Regions from separate parts of the Homo sapiens genome. Here region 1 is linked to region 2. The links are chromatin contacts, found by Hi-C or POLR2A ChIA-PET in ENCODE. All regions are on one chromosome and are shown on one strand. The core of a region is the stretch at or near the end of the contact, and the rest is flanking DNA. Distances in the headings are between cores, read along the strand shown. Region 1 holds the start of COQ8B (coenzyme Q8B). Region 2 holds the start of RPS16 (ribosomal protein S16).

Evidence for each region. A loop is a pair of places that touch in the nucleus more often than their neighbours do. ChIA-PET counts read pairs that join two places held with the same protein, here RNA polymerase II (POLR2A). Pooled maps may share reads with other maps.
Region 1: a pooled map shows a loop between it and region 2 (6-fold over the local background). The contact joins the promoter of COQ8B here to the promoter of RPS16 in region 2. A Hi-C loop is called at or near these places in 1 of 168 maps with a recorded cell type or tissue (naive thymus-derived CD4-positive, alpha-beta T cell) and 6 of 50 pooled maps. POLR2A ChIA-PET finds 5 or more read pairs at or near these places in 1 of 52 experiments (BJ).

Annotation. Positions count from the first base shown.
Region 1 is chr19:40,715,246-40,721,323 of GRCh38, forward strand. COQ8B (coenzyme Q8B) reads right to left here and starts at 1,641. Exons shown (of 15, transcript NM_024876.4): 1 at 1,342-1,641. It overlaps ITPKC (inositol-trisphosphate 3-kinase C), which reads left to right and starts at 1,867. Exons shown (of 7, transcript NM_025194.3): 1 at 1,867-3,045. The coding sequence starts at 1,891. RefSeq lists silencers at 388-437, 1,758-2,117 and enhancers at 1,108-1,187, 3,691-4,392.
Region 2 is chr19:39,433,923-39,439,665 of GRCh38, forward strand. RPS16 (ribosomal protein S16) reads right to left here and starts at 2,027. Exons shown (of 5, transcript NM_001020.6): 1 at 1,926-2,027; 2 at 1,685-1,786. The coding sequence starts at 1,973. RefSeq lists enhancers at 1,221-1,800, 3,464-4,232 and a silencer at 2,181-2,280.

The DNA.
Region 1 (6,078 bases), core at 391-2,890, 1.3 Mb after region 2:
TGGGCATCGGGGGCCCATCTGGGGGGATTGCTGAGGCATCGCGGGAGCGCAAGCGTGCCCTGTCTGCCCTTCCACTCACCTCAAAGTGCCTTGTACGCGACAGACCCTTCTGTTCCCTACACTTTCTTGCAAAGTCTCCCTTACAAACCTGACGCCTCTCTTCTGCACGAATATCTTGCCAACCCCCCTTCTTATTTTTACCCCTGGCAGGCTCAACACAATTCCTTTGAATACACATTCTTCCCAGCAAACATTTCCCTTGCACATGGAGCCCCTCCACTTTGCACAAACACCCACATTCTGGCACCCAACCTCCTTCCTTGTGCATATAAATCCCTTGCCTTGCTTGCCAACTGTTTCCCGCTCACGCCTTCAACTCTCTCGTGTACATACCCTCCCCCCCACTTGCACACTGAGTCTCTGTTCCCTCACACACCCTGTTCTCTCCGCTCCCCGCCCACCTGCGGAATGGTGCGACTGGGAGCCCTCTGCTTCCTGTAGGCCTGACATTTCCCAGAACACACTCAGCCAAGATTCCCAGTGCTGAGTCAGGAACCTTGGCATCCCAGAAAACCACCTCCCATCCTATCTTTCTTTCTCTGTGTGTGTGTGTGTGTGTGTGTGTGCGCGCGCGCGTTGGAAAGCCTGCTCTCCCCACAACAGGCTGACTCACCCACTTCTCACAGTCTGGAATAGAGGCATCTGGTTGGGGCATCTTTCCCACCACTGGGAGAGGGAGGGATGCCGATGCTTCCCCCACAGAACCCCGCTGCCCCAACCCCTCTTGTCGGGAATCAGGCCTCTTTGTCTCTATTCCCGTACTGTGTGACCTCAGAAAAGCCCTCATCCCTCTCTGGACTTCTCCTTCCCAACCTGTATGAGGTACTAGGTGGGCTCCTGCCTTCGATTTCTCTCATTGGTCTGTGAAAAGGTGACTCATTTTAGAGCCTTGGACCTGTGCCCAATGTCTCCCCCAGTTGACTCAATTTCAAGACAAACCACCTCCTCTCCCCCTTCAGAGGTGAACGGCTGACTCAGGAGCTGGGTGGCAGCTCAGCCTTGGGGGCAAAATATATCAAAATCACCTAGGACAATAAATAATCCTACTGGGCTACAACTGACAGTGCCAGGCCCGGGGCCACATGCTTCACATACATGAGATCATGTCAGATAGCCCCGTAGCTGCAAGCAAAGGGTAGAGGCCGGCAGATCTCTGAGCCTCTGTTCTCACGTGTAAAATGGAGCCCTGGCATCCCTATTGTTCAGCCTTGGAGAATGAACTGAAATCGTGTCAGGGTCTGATACAGAACAAGTACTCTATACATGACAGAGATTTCTTACGGAAAATCCAATGGAGCGTAAGTCATTTGCTCAGGGTAGCGGAGCTGGGAACTGGCAGAGGAAGGTCTCGAACCCACACCCGTGGGAACTCCAAGTCTTTGAAAGTCCGTCCCGCCCCTGCGTGAAGAATGGGCGCGCGGCTGGACTCGTCACCGGGGGTTTTAGGGAAGGTTGAACTTGTCATTCAACCGTGTAGGGAGGGTGGTTTAGTCACAGGGGTGGAGGGAGGGGGCCCACTGGCGCGCCACCAGGACCCCGGTGCCCTAGATGCATACCTGGCCGCGCTTCGGATGCTCAGAGGCAAACCCCCTCCCCTTGGGAGGCGGAGTCGGACAAGGCTCCGTCTCGTTCCGTTCCGTCACGTCCGGTGGGGCGGGGCTTCGGGGCTTTCCCCTTTGAGGGGAGTATCGGTTAACCCTTGCGCGGCGGGGCGGGCTGGAGCTCCGCGGGCCGGAACCCGGGAGTCGGGGCTCCCCAGCCACACCCCTCGCGGGATTTAAAGGGATAGGAGGGGCCGGGTCGGCCGAAGCCCGAACCGAAGGAGCGGGCATGAGGCGCTGCCCGTGCCGTGGGAGCCTGAACGAGGCGGAGGCCGGGGCGCTGCCCGCGGCGGCCCGCATGGGACTGGAGGCGCCGCGAGGAGGGCGGCGGCGGCAGCCGGGACAGCAGCGACCTGGGCCCGGCGCAGGGGCCCCGGCGGGGCGGCCGGAGGGGGGCGGGCCCTGGGCCCGGACAGAGGGGTCCAGCCTCCACAGCGAGCCTGAGAGGGCCGGCCTCGGGCCTGCGCCGGGGACAGAGAGTCCGCAGGCAGAATTCTGGACAGACGGACAGACTGAGCCCGCGGCAGCTGGCCTTGGAGTAGAGACCGAGAGGCCCAAGCAAAAGACGGAGCCAGACAGGTCCAGCCTCCGGACGCATCTAGAATGGAGCTGGTCAGAGCTGGAGACGACTTGTCTTTGGACGGAGACCGGGACAGATGGCCTTTGGACTGATCCGCACAGGTCCGACCTCCAGTTTCAGCCCGAGGAGGCCAGCCCCTGGACACAGCCAGGGGTTCATGGGCCCTGGACAGAGCTGGAAACGCATGGGTCACAGACTCAGCCAGAGAGGGTCAAGTCCTGGGCTGATAACCTCTGGACCCACCAGAACAGTTCCAGCCTCCAGACTCACCCAGAAGGAGCCTGTCCCTCAAAAGAGCCAAGTGCTGATGGCTCCTGGAAAGAATTGTATACTGATGGCTCCAGGACACAACAGGATATTGAAGGTCCCTGGACAGAGCCATATACTGATGGCTCCCAGAAAAAACAGGATACTGAAGCAGCCAGGAAACAGCCTGGCACTGGTGGTTTCCAAATACAACAGGATACTGATGGCTCCTGGACACAACCTAGCACTGACGGTTCCCAGACAGCACCTGGGACAGACTGCCTCTTGGGAGAGCCTGAGGATGGCCCATTAGAGGAACCAGAGCCTGGAGAATTGCTGACTCACCTGTACTCTCACCTGAAGTGTAGCCCCCTGTGCCCTGTGCCCCGCCTCATCATTACCCCTGAGACCCCTGAGCCTGAGGCCCAGCCAGTGGGACCCCCCTCCCGGGTTGAGGGGGGCAGCGGCGGCTTCTCCTCTGCCTCTTCTTTCGACGAGTCTGAGGATGACGTGGTGGCCGGGGGCGGAGGTGCCAGCGATCCCGAGGACAGGTCTGGGGTGAGTGGGACCCATCCTGCCCTTGAGCCACATCACGCAAAACTCCTTATTCCTCCGCCTTTGCTTAGGAAGTTCTCTACCCATTTACTGTTAGTTGCCCACCAGCAATTTCATCTCCGGGAACCTCTTCCATCCACTGACCTCCTCCCTCTGACAGCCAGGTTACTAATTCACTCCAGGCACCCCTTCTTAATTCTCTCCTTTCCCCTTCCTGCACTGTCTCCACTCCTGGGGGTCTACAATGGAGGGCCACTGACCGACTTTATGGGGCCCAGGAACCCCTGAAATTGTAGGACTAAGGAGCCTGCCGTGCGTGTTCACATACATTGTTGCAGCGACGGTCTGACATCTGTCTAATCCTCTGGAATCTGAAGAACACTGGGATAGGGAGACAGGCAGGGTGCACTTTCTACCCCACATTTCTTAATCTGGGGCCTGTGGCTGTCTTAAAGGGTCACAAACCTTCACCACCCCTTAGCCTATTTGTATGTACATTTTTCTAGGGAGCAAAGCGATTCCCCCAGCTTGCATCAGATTCGCAAAAGGGCTGTGTGACCCCAAACGCCAAAGGATCCTTGGCCTAGCCGGGAGCCCACCTGGTCTCCCCTGTGACCCCTACATCCCCAAGGAGCCCCCTGAACACTCTTGTTTACTTTGTCCACCGTCACCCCCAGCTTGGGTGTGGCTCTCCCCTGGTGAATCAGGAGGACCGGCCGGGCAGGTTCAGGGAGGGCGGGACAGAGCAGAGGCCGGTGTGAAACTGGAGAGCCTCACGTGGGGCTGGGAGCCGTGGGGCTGGGAGCCGAGTCCGGAGTCCATCAGCTTGCCAGCTTGCCTGCTGAGGCCTCTTTTTGCTCTGGGGCCCCTGGCTGGAGTCTGCCCTGAGCCCCGCTTCACCCCACATGCCTTCCTTGGGGACGTGTTCACACATGTGGCCCTAGCTGTGAGAGACAGACCTGCCTTGACGTGCCTGTGCCTGTGTGCAGGGGCTGACCCTCCTGGGCCCCATTGCTTTTTTCTCTCTGCCTGCCCTCTCACTTCCTTGGCATCTCAGAACAGCTGAGCTGGAAGTGGGTGAATAATAATAATAATAATAATAATAATAACAACAACAATTAGCACTCACTCATGTTTAGCCCTGTGCTAAGTGCTGTGCTTTTATTAACTCACTCACTCCTCGCAGCAACCCTAATGAGGTAGATACTTTTTTTTTTTTTCTGAGACAGTCTCGCTCTGTTGCCCAGGCTGGAGTGCAGTGGTGCCATCTCGGCTCACTGCAGCCTTCACTTCCTGGGTTCAAGTGATTGTCCTGCCTCAGCCTCCTGAGTAGGTGAGACACCAGGTGCCCGCCACCACACCTGGCTCATTTCTGTATTTTGAGTAGAGACAGGGTTTCATCATGTTGGCCAGGCTGACCTCAAGACTCCTGACCTCAAGTGATCCACCCGCCTCAGCCTCCCGAAGTGCTGGAATTACCAGCATGAGCCACTGCACCCGGCTGAGGTAGATACTATTATTATCCCCTTTTACAGATGAGGAAACTGAGGCACAGAGAATTCAAGTCACTTGTCCAAGGATATCACCTTGCAAGATGCAGATCAAATAATTCTAATCCTTACTGTACACCAGACACTGTTTTAAGTTTTTTCTTCTTTTTTTTTTTTAGTCTTTTTTGTCAATTTTTTTCTGTCATTTTTTATCTTAAAATAGCATCTATCTTAATTAAGGGCTTTGTATGTGTTAACTCTGAGTCCTTATGACAGCACTGAGATTGTCTCCATTCAACAGATGGGGGCCAGGCTCAGTGGCCCAAGCCTGTAATCCCAGCACTTTGGGAGGCCGAGGCAGGGGGATCACCTAAGGTCAGGAGTTCAAGACCAGCCTGGCCAACATGATGAAACCCTGTCTCTACTAAAATACAAAAATTAGCCAGGCGTGTGATGGCGGGCACCTGTAATCCCAGCTACTTGGGAGGCTGAGGCAGGAGAATCGCTTGAATGTGGGAGGCGGAGGTTGCAGTGAGCCGAGATTGCACCACTGCACTCCAGCCTGGGTGACAGAGCAAGACTCGGTCTCAAAAAAAAAAAAACAAAAACAACAGATGGGGAAGCTGAGGCATAGAGAGGTGAGAGATTCTTTGCTTAGGGTTGGCCACGTCAAGTCAGAGCCAGGATTCTAACTCAGTTCTGGCTGAGTTTCAAACCCATCGTTTAAACCCTCCAGTGTGTAGATCTGTTCCTAACTTGTCTCCCTCCCAGGCCTCCCTATCTCCAGTTTTTTTCTCATCCTTCCAGAATCTGCCTCCATGGCCCAGCTTTGTCTGCTCAGGTGCCCTCTCTGAGAGCAGTCAGGGGCTCAGTGCTGCGTTTGGAGCCTCCGGTCTCCAGGCGCCTTCCCAGAATCGACTTCCTTCCCTCCTCCTGACCCCCTCTGCTGTAACTAGGCCTGAGTACACACTGTTCCTTGAACACTCTTCTGTTGTCCTGCCTCCACGCATTGCTCAAGCCGTTCCCACTGCCCAGCATACCCGTGCTTCCTTCTCCCTTAATTTTGAAATCCTCTCTGACCGTAAAGGCTCAGCTTCCTTTCTCCCTTTCCTCCTTCCTTCCTTCTCACCATCCTGTCCTTTTTTTAAAATTGTGTTCTCTTTCTTTTTCTTTTTTTGGTAGGGATGGGGTCTTGCTATCTTGCCCAGGCTGGTCTTGAACTCCTGGGCTCAAGTGATCCTCCTGCCTCAGCCTCCCAAAGTGCTGGGATTACAGGTGTGCTATCCTATTCTTCTAATGAGACAAAAATCACTCCCTAAGCCCCTACCATGTATTTGGTCCTATGTTAGCTTTGCTGGGGAAACAGCAGTGACCAAGACACTCATGGAGCTCCCAGGCCCATGAAAGAGACAGACCAATCAGCCGACAGTCACAGTTCAGAGTGGTCAGGAGGATGTGTGAGCCCAGAAGGAGGTCACTGGCCAGACACAGGGTATCAGAGAGGGCTTCCTGGAGGAAGGGGCATATAAGCTGAGACCATTGTGAA
Region 2 (5,743 bases), core at 777-3,276:
AGGAAAGTCAAAAAAGCCAGATATGAGACTGCTGAAGTGGTGTTAAGAAATATAGGCAAGGTAAAGGGAACAAGATCTGGGCTCCCTCCTACTTGTGTCCCTCACTGGACCTCAGACACCCTACCTCTAAGACTGGTTCTTAGAAGGCTGAACAGTAAGGAGCATTCCAATAGCTTCTGAAACTCCCAAGGCTGTTTCAAGTAGTCGAAAGCCATCCCTGGACTGTTCAGGTGCCTTTTCTATTTCCCACCTGAGCTCTCTGCCCTTTCTTTGAGCCTCACAGGTTTCCAGAATTACAGTACAACCTGTCCCTGGTCCCTAGACCCTTCCCAGCTCCAGGTCTTTTACCAGTGCCTCTGTCTGGATACTTCCTTTACCTGCTTTCAGCTCACAGGTCTCCTTCCCCAGTTCTGACCACTTTGGATCAGCTTCTGGTATTGGGCCCAGTCCTTCTCCCCAACTAGGCTGGCAGGTCCATGAAGGCAAGACCTTAAGTCATCTGGATCACTGCTATGTCCCCAAAACTCAACAGAGGGTACACATACAAATCCTTCAAATACAGTGACAGCCAATAACAGTAACATTCAACATCTGCTACACAAAGGAAATCTCAGAATTTTTATTAAATTCTAGGCCAGGCATGGTGATCACACCTGTAATCCCAGTCCAGGCAGAAGGATCACATGAGACCAAGGACCAGCCTGGGCAATAAAGTGAGACCCCACGTCTACAGAAAAATATTTCTCAAATGAGCCAGGCGTGGTGATGTGCCTGTAGTCTTGGCAACCGAAAGGCTGAGGTGGGAGGATCTCCAACTCAGGAGTTTAAGGCTGCAGTTCATTAGGATTGTGCTATTGCACTCCAGGGTAGGTGACAGCAAGATACTGTTTTTAAAAAAGAACCTTATAACTCAAAAAAAATTTTTTTAACTGACCCTGCAATGTAGATATTCTTTCTTTTAAAAGTAGTAGAGTTCAGAAGGGGCAGAAATCAGACTCTGGTTTCTTTCCATTCTGAGCCAAAGAAATTGAGAGTCCCAAAAAGGGAACAGAGGAACCCCTTTTACAAGCAAGCATTTAAACAGACCCAAATTCGGCCGCACACGGTGGCTGACGCCTGCAATCCCAGCACTTCGGGAGGCCGAGGCTGGTGGATCACCTGAGGTAATGAGTTCGAGACCACTCTGGCCAATATGGCGAAACCCCGTCTCTACTAAAAATACAAAAATTAGCCGGGCGTGGTGGTGCATGCCTGTAATCTCAGCTACTCAAGAGGCTGAGGCAGGAGAATCGCTTTAACCCGGGAGGCGAAGGTTGCAGTGATCCGAGATCGCGCCACTACACTCCAGCCTGGGCGACACAGCGAGACTCCCTCTCAAAACAAATAAATAAAATAAAAAATAGTCGGTGTCCCTTCACCCTTTGGGTCCCCCCGCCCCAGTGAGGTGAGCTTCCTAACATCCCAGTTCTCAAAGCAAACCCTTAATCTTCAACAACCCCATCTCAGCTTTTACATCTTCTGAACCCCAAGCCCAGCTCTATTGCCAAATACCCCACTGTTCTACACCCAACACAACTTCTAAACATCCCGTTGCTGATGCCAGCCCCCCCAGCTTTCAAGAGCTACAACATCTCTGTCTCCAAGAGTCCTCCATCCACTCAACGCCGGTGCCGGATCCCAGCACCTTGTACTGTAGCGTGCGCGGCTCAATCATCTCCAGGGGCCGCCCGTTCACCTTGATGAGACCATTGCCGCGTTTGCAGTGCGCCACAGCTGTCGCTGTCTTCTGTAAGATACAAGAGAAACAGGGGCCCCGTGAGCTCCGGCTCCAGCTCCCATGTTACCCCCTAGATTCCTGCCCACCGACCTCTCCCAGACCCTGGCCTTCTCCTTCCCCTCCCCTTCCCATCCGGCGTCTGGCTCACCTTGCGTCCGAAGACCTGCACAGACTGCAGCGGGCCCTTGGACGGCATGGCTCCGAGCGTGGACTAGACAACCTCACCGCGCGGCGCCGCAACCGGAAAAGGAAAGCTAGGGGCCACCCTGGCCGCTTTTCAGGGTCTGCGCAGGCGCCTTGAGCACTGCGTCGCGACGGGAGAGAGCTTTACGGCTTCTGTTGCGGCTAACGGGCGGGGCGTCTGGTCAGCGGCGGGAAGGCCCTTAGGCGCTCAGAGCGGGCGGGCCCTGTGAGGCGGAAGTGGCGGGCTCTGTGGGCGGAAGGGGCGGGGCCTGGGAGTGTCGTGTGCGGACTGAAGGGAAGGCTGCGGGAGTGTGCTTCGCGTCCTCTGTAGTCGACTACCGCAGCTCTTCTTTGCATTCTGGCTCTTTAATAATCTCCCTTCGCCCTTTCTTTAAATCAGTTCCCACCCTCCCAACACCTGTAATCTTTCTCCCCTCTGGACTCCCTCCTCCCCGAATCCCCCGCATCAGAATCTTCCTTTGGAATCTACTGCAAGAAATCTGGCTGGATTCTCAGATTAAGGACTTCCAGAATCCTATCCTCCCTAGAATCCCCCTCCTTGGGGATCCTCTCCCAGAATCCTTTTCCCCTCAGAGCCCCTTCCCCTCAGAATCTCCCTTTCACCAGAATGTCCTTCCTTTCAGTTTCCTCTTCCCAGAATGTTTCCCATCCTTCTCTCAGATGGCCAACCCCAAATGTCCCTCTTAAGAGTGCTCAACTTAGACCCCCCTTTTCCCTGAATCTCCCTCCATTCGGTCCTCGTCCCCTCAGTCACCCTTCCCAGAATCTTTCTCTTGTCAGGACCCAGTACCCCTGGAATCTCCCTCCTCCAGAATCTCCCTTTCCCGGCAAATCCCCCTTTCCCGGCAAATCCCCCTTTCCCAGAACACCCCGCCCCGCAAATCCACAAAAACTTTTCTCTCAGAGACCCGTCCCTCAAAATCTACCTTTCTCCTGAGTTTATTTCCCTTCCGAGACTCCTCTTCCCAGCAACTGCCTTCCCTGGAGTTTTCCCTCCGTTAGAATCCCCCTCTCCTAAGAGACCCTCCCCCAAGAATTAACCTCTTCCCCGTCCCCACCCTAGAATCTCTCTCTTTTTTTTGAGACGGAGTTTCGCTCGTTGCCCTGGCTAGAGTGCAGTGGTGCGATCTCGTCTCACTGCAACCTCCGCCTCCCGGGTTCAAGAGATTCTCCTGCCTTAGGCTCCCGAGTAGCTGGAATTACAGGCGTCTACCACCACGCCCTGGTCGTTTTTTGTATTTTTAGTAGAAATGGGGTTTCACCACGTTGGCCAGGCTGGTCTCGAACTCCTGACCTCAGGTGATGTGATCCGCCTCAGCCTCCCAGAGTCCTGGGATTACAGGCGTGAGCCACCACGCCCGGCCGAATCTCTCTGTTTTTTGTTTTTTTTTTTTCTTTTTTTTGAGACAGAGTCCTGCTCTGTCGCCCAGGCTGGAGTGCAGTGGCATGATCTCTGCTCACTGCAACCTCTGCCTCCCCGGTTAAAGCGATTCTCCTGCCTCAGCCTCTTGAGTAGCTGAGATTACAGGCATGCACCACCACGCCCGGCTAATTTTTGTATTTGTAGTAGAGACGGGGTTTCACCATATTGGCCAGACTGGTCTCGAACTCCTGACATCAAATGATCCACTCATCTCAGCCTCCCAAAGTGCTGGGATTACAGGCGTGAGCCACCGCGCCCAGCCCCTAGAATCTCTTTCTCCAGAATCTCCCAGTCATCTTTTTCCTCTCCCCCAAATCACCCTCCACTTAAGCCTCCTCCCCACAGAATTCTCCATCCCCAGCCCCCCAACCCCACCTGAGGAACCCCAGGATTGGGTTGTCCTCTGGTTCCCCGGCAGATGTCCCTGCGTCTCACCCCATCAAGAGTCTCCCCAGCGAAGAGGTTCCTCTCTCAGAGCTAGAGGGAGCCCACAGTTGCCTCAGTTTCTCTGGCAGTACAGGGTCTGGGATCCAGGGTTCAAAAGGGCGTCGTGGTGCACCTTGCCAAAGAGGGTGGAGACAGGGAGACACTGGAGGGCAGGTCTGGGGCCAGAGGGAAAAGCCAGCCCGGAGTCCAGCTCTAAAAGGGTGAGGGGGGAGGGGGCTGTTGGGAGGGAGGAAGGAAGTACCCAGAGGCTGACCGGGAGGGACACAGACACAGCCCAAAGAAATGTAGGCACAAGTGGAGAAGAAGAGAAAGATGAAAGGCCAAGGGAGAAGAGGAGGAGAAAAGGGAGAGACCAGGACAGTCAAGAGATGGACCCCCAAAACAAGCCCAGTGACAGATTTAGAGGCAGAGAGGCCAACCCTCAGACAAAAAAGAGATAAAGGCAGGCATGATGTTTCCAAAATACTTGAGACAGAGGCCAGGTGCAGTGGCTCACACCTATAATCCCAGCACTTTGGGAGGCCAAGGCAGCAGGATCACTCGAGCCCAGGGTTCAAGACCAGCCTGGCCAACATGGTGAAACCCCGCCTTTACTAAAAATACAAAAATCAGCTGGGCATGGTGGCAGGTGCCTGTATCCCAGCCACAAGGGAGGCTGAGGCAGGAGAACCGCTTGAACCCGGGAGGCGGAGGTTGCAGTGAGCTGAGATGTCGCCACTGCACCCTAGGCTGGGCGCCAGAGCAAGACTCTGTCTCAAAAATAAATAAATAAATAAACTCTGTCTCAAAAATAAATAAATAAAATAAAATAAATAGAGCAGAGACCTCAAATATTCACTTGCAGACACAGATAAAGGCTAGCACAGGTGTTTTCCAATGAAGACACAGGCAGATGAGAGGATGCACACATTCTACCTGTACTTTTTCTTTTTTTTTTTTTAAATTGAGATAGAGTCTGTGTCACCCAGGCTGGAATGCAGTGATGCAATCTGAGCTCACTGCAACCTCCACCTCCCCGGTTCAAGTGATTGTCCTGCTTCAGACTCTGGAGTAGCTGAGATTACAGATTCTCCTGCTTCAGACTCCTGAGTAGCCCAGATCACGGGCCTCCACCACTATGCTTGACTAATAATTTTTCTTTTTTTTTTTTGAGATGGAGTATCGCTCTGTCGCCCAGACTGGAGGGCAGTGGCTTGATCTCAGCTCACTGCAACGTCAGCTTCCTGGGTTCAAGCAATTCTCCTGCATCAGCCTTCCAAGTAGCTGGGATTAAAGGCATGCACCACCATGCCCAGCTAATTTTTGTATTTATTAGTAGAGACAGGGTTTCACTATGCTGGGCAGACTAGTCTTGAACTCCTGACCTCAAGTGATCCACTTGCCTCGGCCTCCCAAAGTGCTGGGATTACAAGTGTGAGCCACTGTGCCTGGCCACTAATTTTTGTATTTTTTAGTAGAGACAGGGTTCCATCGTGTTGGCCAGGCTGGTCTTGAACTCCTTACCTCAAGTGATCCGCCCACCTCGGCCTCCCAAGGTTCTGGGATTACAGGTGTGAGCCACAGCGGTTGGCCTAGCCTGCACTGTCTTAAGGGCCTGTTGGGCAGGGGAGTTCAGGTTCTCTCGTCTCTCCAGATTGATCTTCACACATTTGCTAAGTCTCGTATCGTCCCTGAGCTTGGGAGTCAGGGAGCGCTCTGACCTAAGCCCTCCTGACTTTGGGGTCACCATCTTTCCCCAGCCTCTATGGGCACACTCCCTGAATTATCTGTGGCTTGAGTGGAGCAAGCAGGGGATGGGATGAGGGGTGGCGGGGGAGTTCCCCTCATCCACTTCAGCCTTCCAGTCTGCTCCCCCTTCCTGTACCTCTCTCTTCCAGAACCCCAGGCCAAGC